Regions from separate parts of the Homo sapiens genome. Here region 1 is linked to region 2. The links are chromatin loops, found by intact Hi-C in ENCODE. Cell type or tissue: PC-3. All regions are shown on one strand. Links, peaks and the distances in the headings refer to the core of each region. The heading gives the core; the rest is flanking DNA.

The links. Hi-C counts contacts between places; a loop is a spot of excess contacts. Peaks named below come from ENCODE experiments on the same cell type or tissue, not always from the same donor. Only the 100,000 strongest peaks of a DNase experiment are listed, where the experiment ranks them.
Region 1: a loop joins it to region 2, with 4 times the contacts of the local background. A loop is called at or near these places in 17 of 110 quality-filtered maps.

Annotation. Positions count from the first base shown.
Region 1 is chr2:29,236,224-29,241,603 of GRCh38, reverse strand. It overlaps ALK (ALK receptor tyrosine kinase), which reads left to right. Exons shown (of 29, transcript NM_004304.5): 13 at 1,774-1,924. Among named protein-coding and RNA genes, the nearest start is that of CLIP4, 120 kb to the right of the region's middle. In PC-3, for the core only: CTCF peaks have their summits at 2,691 and 2,896; a DNase peak (open chromatin) is centred at 2,893.
Region 2 is chr2:29,832,654-29,838,033 of GRCh38, reverse strand. The region is part of intron 1 of ALK (ALK receptor tyrosine kinase); the gene reads left to right. Among named protein-coding and RNA genes, the nearest start is that of ALK, 86 kb to the left of the region's middle. In PC-3, for the core only: no CTCF peak of the experiment used is centred there; a DNase peak (open chromatin) is centred at 3,163; H3K4me3 peaks cover 368 bases; H3K27ac peaks cover 1,428 bases.

The DNA of each region.
Region 1 (5,380 bases), core at 211-5,210, 600 kb after region 2:
CACCACCTCTTTCTGCTTGTCTCAGAGCCCTACCCATCTGCAAGCTCCATGTGAAGCCAACATCAGCCTTCCTCACCCCATCACCACACCCCACAACCACCTGTCGCAATCCCCCATCTCCCTCCTGGCCCTAAGCACCTGACGACCCTTATTTTGGCCAGAGATTTGCAGCTTCCCCGGGGCTTTCACCCATGAGCTCCTTTTGTTGGACTATCATGTTGTTTGGAATGAAAATGATTCTTCTCTTACTAGGAAAGGGGCTGGGGCTCAGAGAGGGCACAGGGGCAGGAAATGGCCCCACCTGATCAGGGAGCCCGGGAGCACTCCACTTTGCCTCCTCAACATAGCCACCCTATGGTGAGACTTCTCTTTTCATCATGAAGATCGTCTCCTCAGTTTCTTTGTGAGCTCTTGAAGAGCCTGGAGCTATCTCAGGTTCACAACGCCTTACACCGCTCCCAACATTCAATAAACTCCCATCAATGCCCAGGCACTCACCAGGGCAATGGGCACTAGATTCTCCATTTGCATTCCATGAAGACCTCAGTTCCTTGCCTGCCATGTTCGCAAACAGCCTCTGCAGAAGGGCCGTGGGCTCTGCCTTGTGAGAGCTCCGGGAGGCCCCTCACACACTTGGAAGAAGGGACATTTCCTGGAACTGTAGATAAAGGAGCTACTATGTGCACATGGGCAAAACTGCCTTGCATCTCTTCCTGGTTTTTTGTAAAAGACCTTGGATCTGAATACACATGGATGTGAAAGTCTGCCGAGTCCCATACCCTGGCAGCTGGTCCCTGGGGACACATTTGTTAGCTGGTGCGTTAGCTGTCTTCAAGACATGCCGCTCTTCTGATATGGTTCAGAAGAGAGTTCTTTTCTCCCCATCCTTGCTTGACTTCATTGCAGCAACCTAAGAGGCAGCAGAAATCATCTCCCATCCCCACACTCTGTTTTTATTTTCATCATGATGGGTTGTTTGTTTGCACACATATTTCTCCAGGAGGAGTTACCAGTGAGATGGGAATAGACAGTCGGCTCATATACACTGCTCTCCTCAGTCATTCTGTGAGGAACCTCCTTGTTTCCAGACCCCATGGGGAGACTTTACAACTTTGTACCAAGTCAATTATGGCTACTACCGTCATTAATAATAATAATAATTAACTAATACTAATTGAGTGCTTATTACATGTCAGCCACAATTCTAAGACCACATGTCTTAATTTCTTTAATCCTCATAGCACATGTAGGCTAGGAGGCAAGTTCACTTATTATCCCCATAGTATAGATGAGGAATAGGGAAGTTACTTGTCTAAGGTCACATGAGTCCATTGATCTGGGACAAGGAGAGAAAACCATAATGAGGAAATCCTAGGTATTCAGAAAGCCATCACCCCAATATGCCACATTCATATAGTCTCCTCTCTCTCTCTCTCTCTCTCTCTCTCTCTGCTGTTTCCCTCTCTCTCTCCCCTCCTTCTCTCCCTTCTTCCCTCCCTCCTCCCTGCCCTTTTCCTCTCTTTCTCTCTTGCACCCTTTACTAGTCTTTCACCTTCTTAGTTCTGTGACTGAGGCAACTCCCTGTCCCTCTCTAAACTTGATCGTCCTTTCCTGAAGTGGGGGAGAAGAATCCCTTTCTGCAGGGACTGATATGGGGGAGAACCCTCAGACCACGATGGCGATGTGCTTAGCCCACTGGAAGCTGCTGGGTTGGCAGGAAGGGGGACAGTCTTCATACCACAGCGGGAGCCAACGTTCTTTGTCCCATTGCAGCATCTCGGGCTACGGAGCTGCTGGCGGGAAAGGCGGGAAGAACACCATGATGCGGTCCCACGGCGTGTCTGTGCTGGGCATCTTCAACCTGGAGAAGGATGACATGCTGTACATCCTGGTTGGGCAGCAGGGAGAGGACGCCTGCCCCAGTGTAAGTGCCCAGAGCAGGGGTTTCTCGTCTGCACTCTGTCAGGCCCCGGGAAGGCCTCTTGGAGGCACCAACACTCAACACCCTCCTCCTGGAAGTTCATACCAGGAGAATGAGACAGCAAAGAGTAATTAAACAGCAGCTTTGCAAACTCCCAGCACCCCAGTGGTTCACCTCTTGCCTGTGCTAGGGGGAGGCAGGACCTGGCAGAGCTGGCCATCCTAGCAGGAACTCAGCACCCTGCCAGGTGAATCTCCTGGTTGGGCCAGGCTCCCCCCCTCCCTCACCTGAAGCACAGCTTTTGCTTGGGAAAAGGGGCCAAAGCAGACAGCTATGTTCTAGCACCCAGGACCCCCAGCTCCTTCTCCAGAAACTTATTTGAGAACATCCTTGGCAGAGAGATATGGGAAGAGGGGCTACCGAGAAAGCAGTTTACTTCCACAAAATAAATTCAGGGCTCCTAAGAGCCAGGCCCTGGGCTAGGAGCTGAGGAAGCATGAAAAGTAAAGTTCAGTTTTTCCCTTCTGCTCCTTCGGGGTTAAGGTGAAACGACAGGAGTAAGCTTAGCAAGTGCAACCTTTTGCATAAAAAATGTCTCAACTCCAACTTTTATTTAGCAACTATAATTGGGACTTTCCAACCTAATATAATATATTAAGCCATTAAATTACAGGCTGCTATAATTTTCACGGGAATTTATTGAGTGCTAATGTAATTCCTTCATCTAAGCAGAAAGATTGCATTATCTTCTGCAAGGGACTTTCACTTGATTGGACTGTAATCAGTTATGTCTTTTCACGGGACCGCGTCTTTTTTAAAAATTCAATTGAAATCTAGTTGTTCCTCGGGGTTGCTGCACTTTATCATTTTTATTAATCAATCTACTAGCTCTCAAACTTTGTGGATGCACAGGAAGTTCCCAAGCAGGCAGGAGGAGGCGATTCTGGGCCAGGAACAGAGGGCAGCTCACTCTGCTGGTTGGGCAAGGCATAGCAGGGGCATGTGGGGAGAGTGACTGGTCTTCGCTGTGGCTTCACATCTCCACCTCTGAGGAGGCACTTGGAAAGGGGGAAAAATGGCGGTTGTCAGGCACTACCTCCATCTCCAGTTCTCACTAGGCAGAAAAAATGGTGTCTAGACACAATTCTCAAGATAATGAAGTGGACTCTAAGAATTAAACTGCAGGGGCCGGGTGCGGTGGTTCATGCCTGTAATCCCAGCAAGTTGGAAGGCCAAAGCGGGAGGATCACTTGAGGTCAGAAGTTCGAGACCAGCCTGGCCAACACAGCGAAACCATGTATATACTAAAAATACAAAAATTAGCCAGGTGCGGTGGTGCACACCTGTAGTCCCAGCTACTCAGGAGGCTGAGGCACGAGAATCACTTGAACCCAGGAGGCAGAGGTTGCAGTGAGCCAAGATCGCACCACTGCACTCCAGCCTGGGCAACAGAGCAAAACTCTGTCGCAAAAAGATTAATAAATAAAAAATAATTAAACTGCCGGATGTGGCAGCTTTGCTGGTTCAACTGCACATCTATGGGGGCAGCGGGGAGTTGCCCTTCTATGTACCCGGCCACACTGGAGCTCCTGTGCTGGAAATGGGCTCCAGCTGCTAGAATCCTCCACCCCACCCCCAAACACAGCACATGTGCACATACACAGCCCTCCGTCTTTGCTTCTCCAGTGCCTCCCAAACCTCGCCTGGTGGCATGAGTCTAAATCAGGCTTTCTCAACAGTGGCATTATTGGCATTTTGGAGCAGGTAATTCTTTGTGGCTAGGGGCGGGGATCTGTCCTGTGTATTACAGGATGTTTAGCAGCATCCTTATCCTTTACTCACTTGGTGCCAGTAACAGCCCCCAGAAATGACAATCACAAAAGCCTCCAGACACTTCCAAATGTCCCCTAGGAAGCCAAGTCTGTTCTAAATGTTAAATTCCACCATTACCATCCCCTGCAAGGCAAATATTGTGAAGAGCCAGCCCACAATCCAGACAGCACTCAATTCATTCAAATTTATTTAACCAATATTTATTGAGTACCTACTTAATGCCATCCCTGTTACAGGAACTTGGGATATATTGGTGAACAAAAGAAAGATCTTTGCTCTCAAGGAACTTACATCTGAGGAGAGGGAGGGGGAAATATCTGGGGAAACAGTGACCCCAGCAAAGGCCATGTCCCAGAGGTTCATCGATGCTCAAGGAACACTCGGGCTGGAGGAGAGGGAGCCAAAGGAAGGGTAGGTAAGAGATAAGGCAGAGGTAATAGGGCTGGATCAGGCCACTTTAAGGCATGTTGGAGCCATAGGAGGGTTTTGAGGCAAATGGTGACATAATGTGGTATGTGTGTTAAAAAGCTCACTCTGGCTGCAATGTGAAGAATCTACCATAGAAGAATCTATGGACACAAGGGAAGGGTCAAGACAATGAATTCAAGGGCTATGGCATTAATCCTGGCAAGAGATGATGATGGCTTAGACTAGGATTGTAACAGTGGAGGGGATGAAAAGTGGTTGAATTCTGGGTGTAATTTGAAAGTCAAATCCAAAAGGATTTTCTGCCAGATTGAATGAGAAATTAAGAGAAAGAAAAGAGTCAAGGATGACTCCAAAAATTGTGCCTGAGCCACTGGAAGAAGGGAGCTGCCATCACCTGAGTTAGGGAACACTGTGGAAGGAGCAAATCTGGGGGCAAGATCAGGAGTTCAATATCAGACATGCTGAGTTGTAGAGGCCTGGTAGACAGCCACAGGCAGACAGGTGGACGATGGGAGACAGGCCGCTAGAGTTCAGGAGAGAGGTCCAGGCTGGGGATATAAATATTGGAGAAATTAGCATAAATTTGAGACAGGATGAGATTGCCTAGGATGCAATACGGATAGAGAAGAATGTGAAGACCGAGCTTAAGGGACCCTCAACATTTAGAGGTCAGGAAAAGAAGAGGAACCAGCAAAGCGGGACAAAGAAGAGGAACCAGGGAGGTAGGAGAGGATGCAAGAGGATGGGGAGTCCTGGAAGTCATGTGAGGAAAGGGCGGCAGCTCCTCCAAATGCTGCTACTGGTCCAGCAAGAGCCTTGACCGCTCCCCACCCCCACCTGATCTAAAGGAGACATCAGAAGCAGGGGTGCGGGGGATGAGCATGGGTCAGAAAAGATCTTTCTCTTGTTCACCAATATATCCCAAGTTCCTGTAACAGGGATGGCACAAAGTAGGTACTCAATAAATATTGGTTAAAGAAATTGGCTCTAACTACAGGAAAGCCCATCCTCAAGCCCCACTGCTGTCTCCTCCCCATCCCAGCAATCTCTGGATCTGTTCATGAGGGGAGGGCATCACCTAGGGGTGGAGGTCCCACTGCTGCCCGCAAGCCAAGAGGGGAGATGGAGCAGAGGCCGACGGGGTGGACCTTCTCAGCACCACTGGTTCAGACTGGGCAGCCCCTCCATCTCCAGATG
Region 2 (5,380 bases), core at 111-5,110:
TCTTTTTAAAATTTTTTTGCTTACCATTTCTCCATTGTAATTGTTTCTTTGTTTCTTTATTAAATTCATATTTTCCCTTAAATATATGAACAACTTACAATACCTATTTTAAAGTCATTTAAATGAATGCTAATCAATTCTTCTCTATCAGTTCTGATTTGTTTCTATTGACTGGCTTTTCTTCTGGAAATGAGTCACATTTTCTTTCTTCTTTGCCTATCTGGTAATTTTTGATTGTATGCTAGACATTATTGGTGTTACATTATTGACTGCCTTGGTTGTATTGTCTTCCTTAATAAATAGTTGAATTTTGTTCTGGCAGGCAATTTACTTGTGAATCAGTTTAGTCCTTTTGAAGCTTGCTTTTAAGCTTTTAAAGAGATGATCTAAAGTAGTCTTTAACCTAGGGCTAGTTTAGGTCTACTCCTAAGCATGGACTTTCTGGGGCTTCTATGAATTTATCGAGGATTCTCCACAGTCTTGTGCCATCTCCAGTAGATTGGGGTACAGTATCTTGCAGTTATGGGAGCAATTATCTTTGGTAATTTTTCTTTCTCTAGTAGATATTTTCCTGGCTCTGTGAAGTCTTATACTGCACATGTGCAGCACAGTATTCAGCCAAAGACTCAAGGGAATACCTATGCACATATGTAGATCTCATTGTTTGCACTGCTCCCTTCTTTCTGGTGCCATATCCTACAAATTCCAGGCACCTCAGTAGCTCCAAATCCCAATATCTCTTCCCTGGCCTCAGCAAGACCATGTTTTGGCCTTCTTTTGTGATGTCACTCTCCAACAAGTGCCTCCAGATAGAAAATGAGGTCAATTCCATGCCTTACCTTATCTGTTTCCCTACAGAAAATTATCTGTATAATTCCGGATAGGCTAAGTTATACTGTGAAACATACAACTCTCAAAATATCAGTGGTTTAAAACAACAGAGGACAACTTCTAGTTCATAATACCTCTCTATCAAAAGTTGAGGGGGATGTCTGTGTTCACAGTGGGATCAGGGATTACAGTCCTTTACTGCCTGCTGTCCAGTGTTTGAAAGCAGTTATTTAATATGAATATTTTTTAGTTTCAAAAATGTTTGCACTAGGACACATAGCTCTGTACCAGTTATTTTATCTTGACCAAAGTGAAAGAACACATAAAGTAATGCTGTCAGTTCATTTTGCATATGGAGGAACTGTAGCATTGACCATGGATTACCTAAGAGCTCCATATTAAGCTGGAATAACAGTGACATTTTTCAGCTCCTGGTTTCTCCAACCAACCATGTAATCTCTAGTAGAAAGTAAATAGATTTTGGAGCTAAATTGATATTCATGAAAACCAAAGCATGTTTCACAAGGAGGTAACAGATTAGGGGTCTAAGCTCTGATTTGCTGCAGTAGCCATTAGTGAAGTTCTTCCTTATTCTGGCTTAAGGTGATATTACACTTACTTATACTTAGCAGGACAAACTCTCTTCTAGTTGGATGGGGCCACAAAATTAGCTCTGGCTAGGGAGTTGTGAGCAGAAGTGGTATATGTCAGTTCTGAGTGAACACTTATTGCTGACACGAGCATTCCAATCTCTATTTTTTTCATGGTGACTAGCAGTGTTCAAAATGGTGACTCGGTCAGCCTGGGTCTCTAAGTGACTAATGTTAGCAGAGAGCCCCTCTCTACTTTCAATGGCCGGGTAGTATGAGCAAGAGGTAGTTCTCTATTATGTCCAACCACTGCAATTTTTGAGGTTTGTATATTTTCATAATGTAATTTAGCCTAACCTGAGTGATACAGATAACTTTGATAAAATTTGCTATTTTGATTGTCTAGGTTGGTTCCCCAGAAGCAGACCCTGAAGTGAGAATTAGTATACAAGGGACTTATTAAAAGAAGTGCTCCCTGGGAACATTGCTAAGGAAGTGCAGGAAGCAGGATGGGGAAGGGAAGAAGCTGAGTTATGGAATGATCTCAGGCAAAACCCCCTCATTTGTCATGCTGCAGCATGATCTACAGGGGAGCTATGGAATGGAAGTTGTGCCTCGGTGATGTCTCAACTCAAGGCAAGTGAGTTGGACTATATTAGTCCATTTTCACACTGCCGATAAAGACATACCCAAGACTGGGTGATTTGTAAAGAAAAAGAGGTTTAATGGACTCACAGTTCCGCATGGCTGGGGAGGCCTCACAATCATGGCGGAAGGTGAGGCTTGTCTTACATGGAGGCAGACAAGTAAGAACGAGAGCCAGGCAAAGGGGGTTTCCCCCTATAAAACCATCAGATCTTGTGAGACTTATTGACTACCATGAGAACAATATGGGGGATACCACCCACATGATTCAATTGTGTCCCATCAGGTCCCTCCCATAACTCATGGGAATTATGCGAGCTACCATTCAAGATGAGATTTGAGTGGGGACACAGGCAAACCATATCATGGACTTTCTTATATCCACATACAGTCTGGGTTGGGGAAGGGAGAGTGGTGAATGGGGAATCTGTAGAAGGAGATACACGAACATCTGGATGAAGCACCAGCATGGTATACTACTGTGATCCCAGGGGAGAAAGAAAACACTCCATAACTTCATTTTCAGTTCTGTACAATGGGAAGACACATCGTTTCTTGTCTCTTGTAAGAATGGCATGGAAGAAATGCACAGCAATGTTATTTGAGGGTAGAAATGCTGGTGGTTTCAGTACTCTCAGATGGAAATACCTTTCCCCCCTTATGTTATTAGGTCTTAACTGTCAATATATCCCTATAATATGGCCACTGAATTTTACCCCAAAACGTTTACATTCTCTGCTACTTTCTCAGCCTCTAAATCAGCTTAGAATGAAAAAAAGAGCATCAAAATTTGCCTTCAACTCTTGCTACTTATTATTTGCTAGCTGCTAGCAGGATACTCAGCCTTTTGCTGCACAAAAAGACATGGGTCAAAATTGCTTGTTTCTTTGTCACCACTTGATTTACCCACTCACCAGCCCCGCCTGAATGACTGCTGCCTTTTTATTTGGCTTAGATTGCAAGGCTCTGCGAGCTTGTCTAATGGGGCAGTTTTCTTTACCATGAGCTCTGAATGAGTTACACTGCCTTTGTGCTCTTTTGAAAGGTAAAGCAAATGGAATTTTGCCTGCCATGATTTGAAGTGAAGGTGTGTGATTCTTTTGCTGCAATTGATGGTACTGTTAGTGCTGAAGGCAGATCAGGAAACTCTGGTCTTTCTGTGTTTTGGTGTGACTAATGTGGAAAGACTTCTCAGGTCACCACAGTAAAGTGGTTTGGGACCAACTGCCAATTAGGGGAGTACAGAATCATACCCCTCATTTTCTTTTCCTCCTATTTTTGTGATCTCCCCTCTCTATACTCGCACCCTTTTGGCTTGTTGCCATTTCTAGACAAAGTATTTCCTATTGCAATCTCAGTTTTTCATCTTGATTTTTAAGCTGATAAAATGTCTATTATATTGGCATTATAGCTGATGTCTAAGCAAACTTCACTAAGAACTTTGAAAAATCTTTACTGTTCACTCCCACCCTACTTACTTTCCACATACTGACATTGTCCTAATTGTTTAGAGTTGGTACTTCCCCTAGAATTTTCTGCCTCCAGCTCTGTCAACTCATATACCAAAATAACATGTCAAATCAGTTGAGAAAATTGATGAGACTGGCTACTGCTACTTGGCATTGTGTCAAGCCCACAAAACCTGGCAAAATCAGCTGAATTTTTCACTTTTTTTCTAATTGGGTGAGTACCATGTAGACAATAAACATACTGTGTGATTAGAGCTCTCAGGCAGAAAGAAGCAGTCTCATATTTTCCCCAAACATCATTGGCTGAGAAGTTAGTGGTTTTGACCTTACCAGATGTGTGGCCTTGCTGGTCATATTAATTTAACTAACATTTTAGAGTCTCATACTCCTGACTTATGTCTTAGGATGAGTTTAATAATATTTTATATACCTTTGCAGTTTACAAAGTGCTTTCGTATACCCCATTTTTTCTGCCCAACCATGTGTCCTATTGATTTTGCAGAATTAAACTGTGCTCCCTGGCTTGAGATAATGAGGGCTGGGTTGGGCTGAGGAGTGCAGTTGATATTGGTAATGTCAAAGTCTATAAGAGATCTCGAGTAATCATGTAATTAAGCTTCCAAGGACAATGGCATCAAAACTGTCTAGAGCTGGATGTGGTGAGATATGTTTGTAATTTTTCAAGAAAGGAGATGCTGCATGCTTGAGATGCTTTCAAGGAGATACAGGGTAGACCTGGGCTCCAATCCTGAATCTACCACCTATGAACGGTGTCACCTTGAGTAAATTCTACATCTGTGAGCCTCAGTTTTCTCATTTGTAAAATGGGAGCTAAAATGCCTGGAACATGCAATATAGTCAAGATGAAATGAAACAATGCCTGTGAAGCATGTGCCCAGTGCCTGGCACCTGGTAAGTGCTCCATAAAAGGCAGTGATTATTCTGGGCACTGAAGGATTCTTGCTGTTGGATTTCTTCCTAATGTTTGCTTCCATCTTTTTTAGAAAGCTCAGGATACGGAAAATAAATGAGTGCTTCAACCCAACTAGTGAAAATTCACACTGTAGAGCATGAGAGATGATCGTGTCCAAAGATGGACCTGAAAACAGGCAGATTTCCTATTTTGTTCAGTGTCTTACAGGTTCAGGGCCAAGCCCGGAGGCTGCTGCCTGGAGGCTGCTGCATTATTGATGTGGACTTGCTCCTTGCACAGGTGCCGTGAGGGGTGGTGGAGGAAAATAGAGACACAGGGATGCAGAGCAGGGATGCCTTTTCATCGTTCTTTCAATCTGATACCTGGAGAGATTCCAACAGAGGAGAGGAGAAGAAGGGCCTGATGCTCACTTTCCTTCCAGGCATGAGGGCTCTATGTGGCCGGAGTCCGGAGGTCTTGTCCCCTGACAGCCCTCTCTGTATTCTGTAGTGTGACTCCACTTCCCTACCTCAAGTGCTCTCTGGGCTGTGCACCCACCCACACTGGGCTCTCTTTCTTTCCATGCCCCTGCCTCTGTTGAAAGCCCTCTCCCTACTTCTCTTTGCCCTGTCAATCCCTACACATACTTTAGAGCCCAGCTCAACTGCCGCCTTCTCAGGAAGCAAGCTTCTCCTGATTTCCCAACTACCTGCAGTTTCTTTACATGCTCTCATGGTGAAGTGAAAATTGAACATTTATTTCTATTCTTACTTGATTCATGCCCACTAGACTTTGAGACCCATGAAGATGGGCAGTGCCTCACTCAGAGCCTGGCACATGGTAGGTGTTCCCTAAGTATTTGTAGGCTGGATGGATAAATGGGTGGATGGATGAGTATTCAGAAGCAGGTACAATGGTCCGTGGTTTGCCCA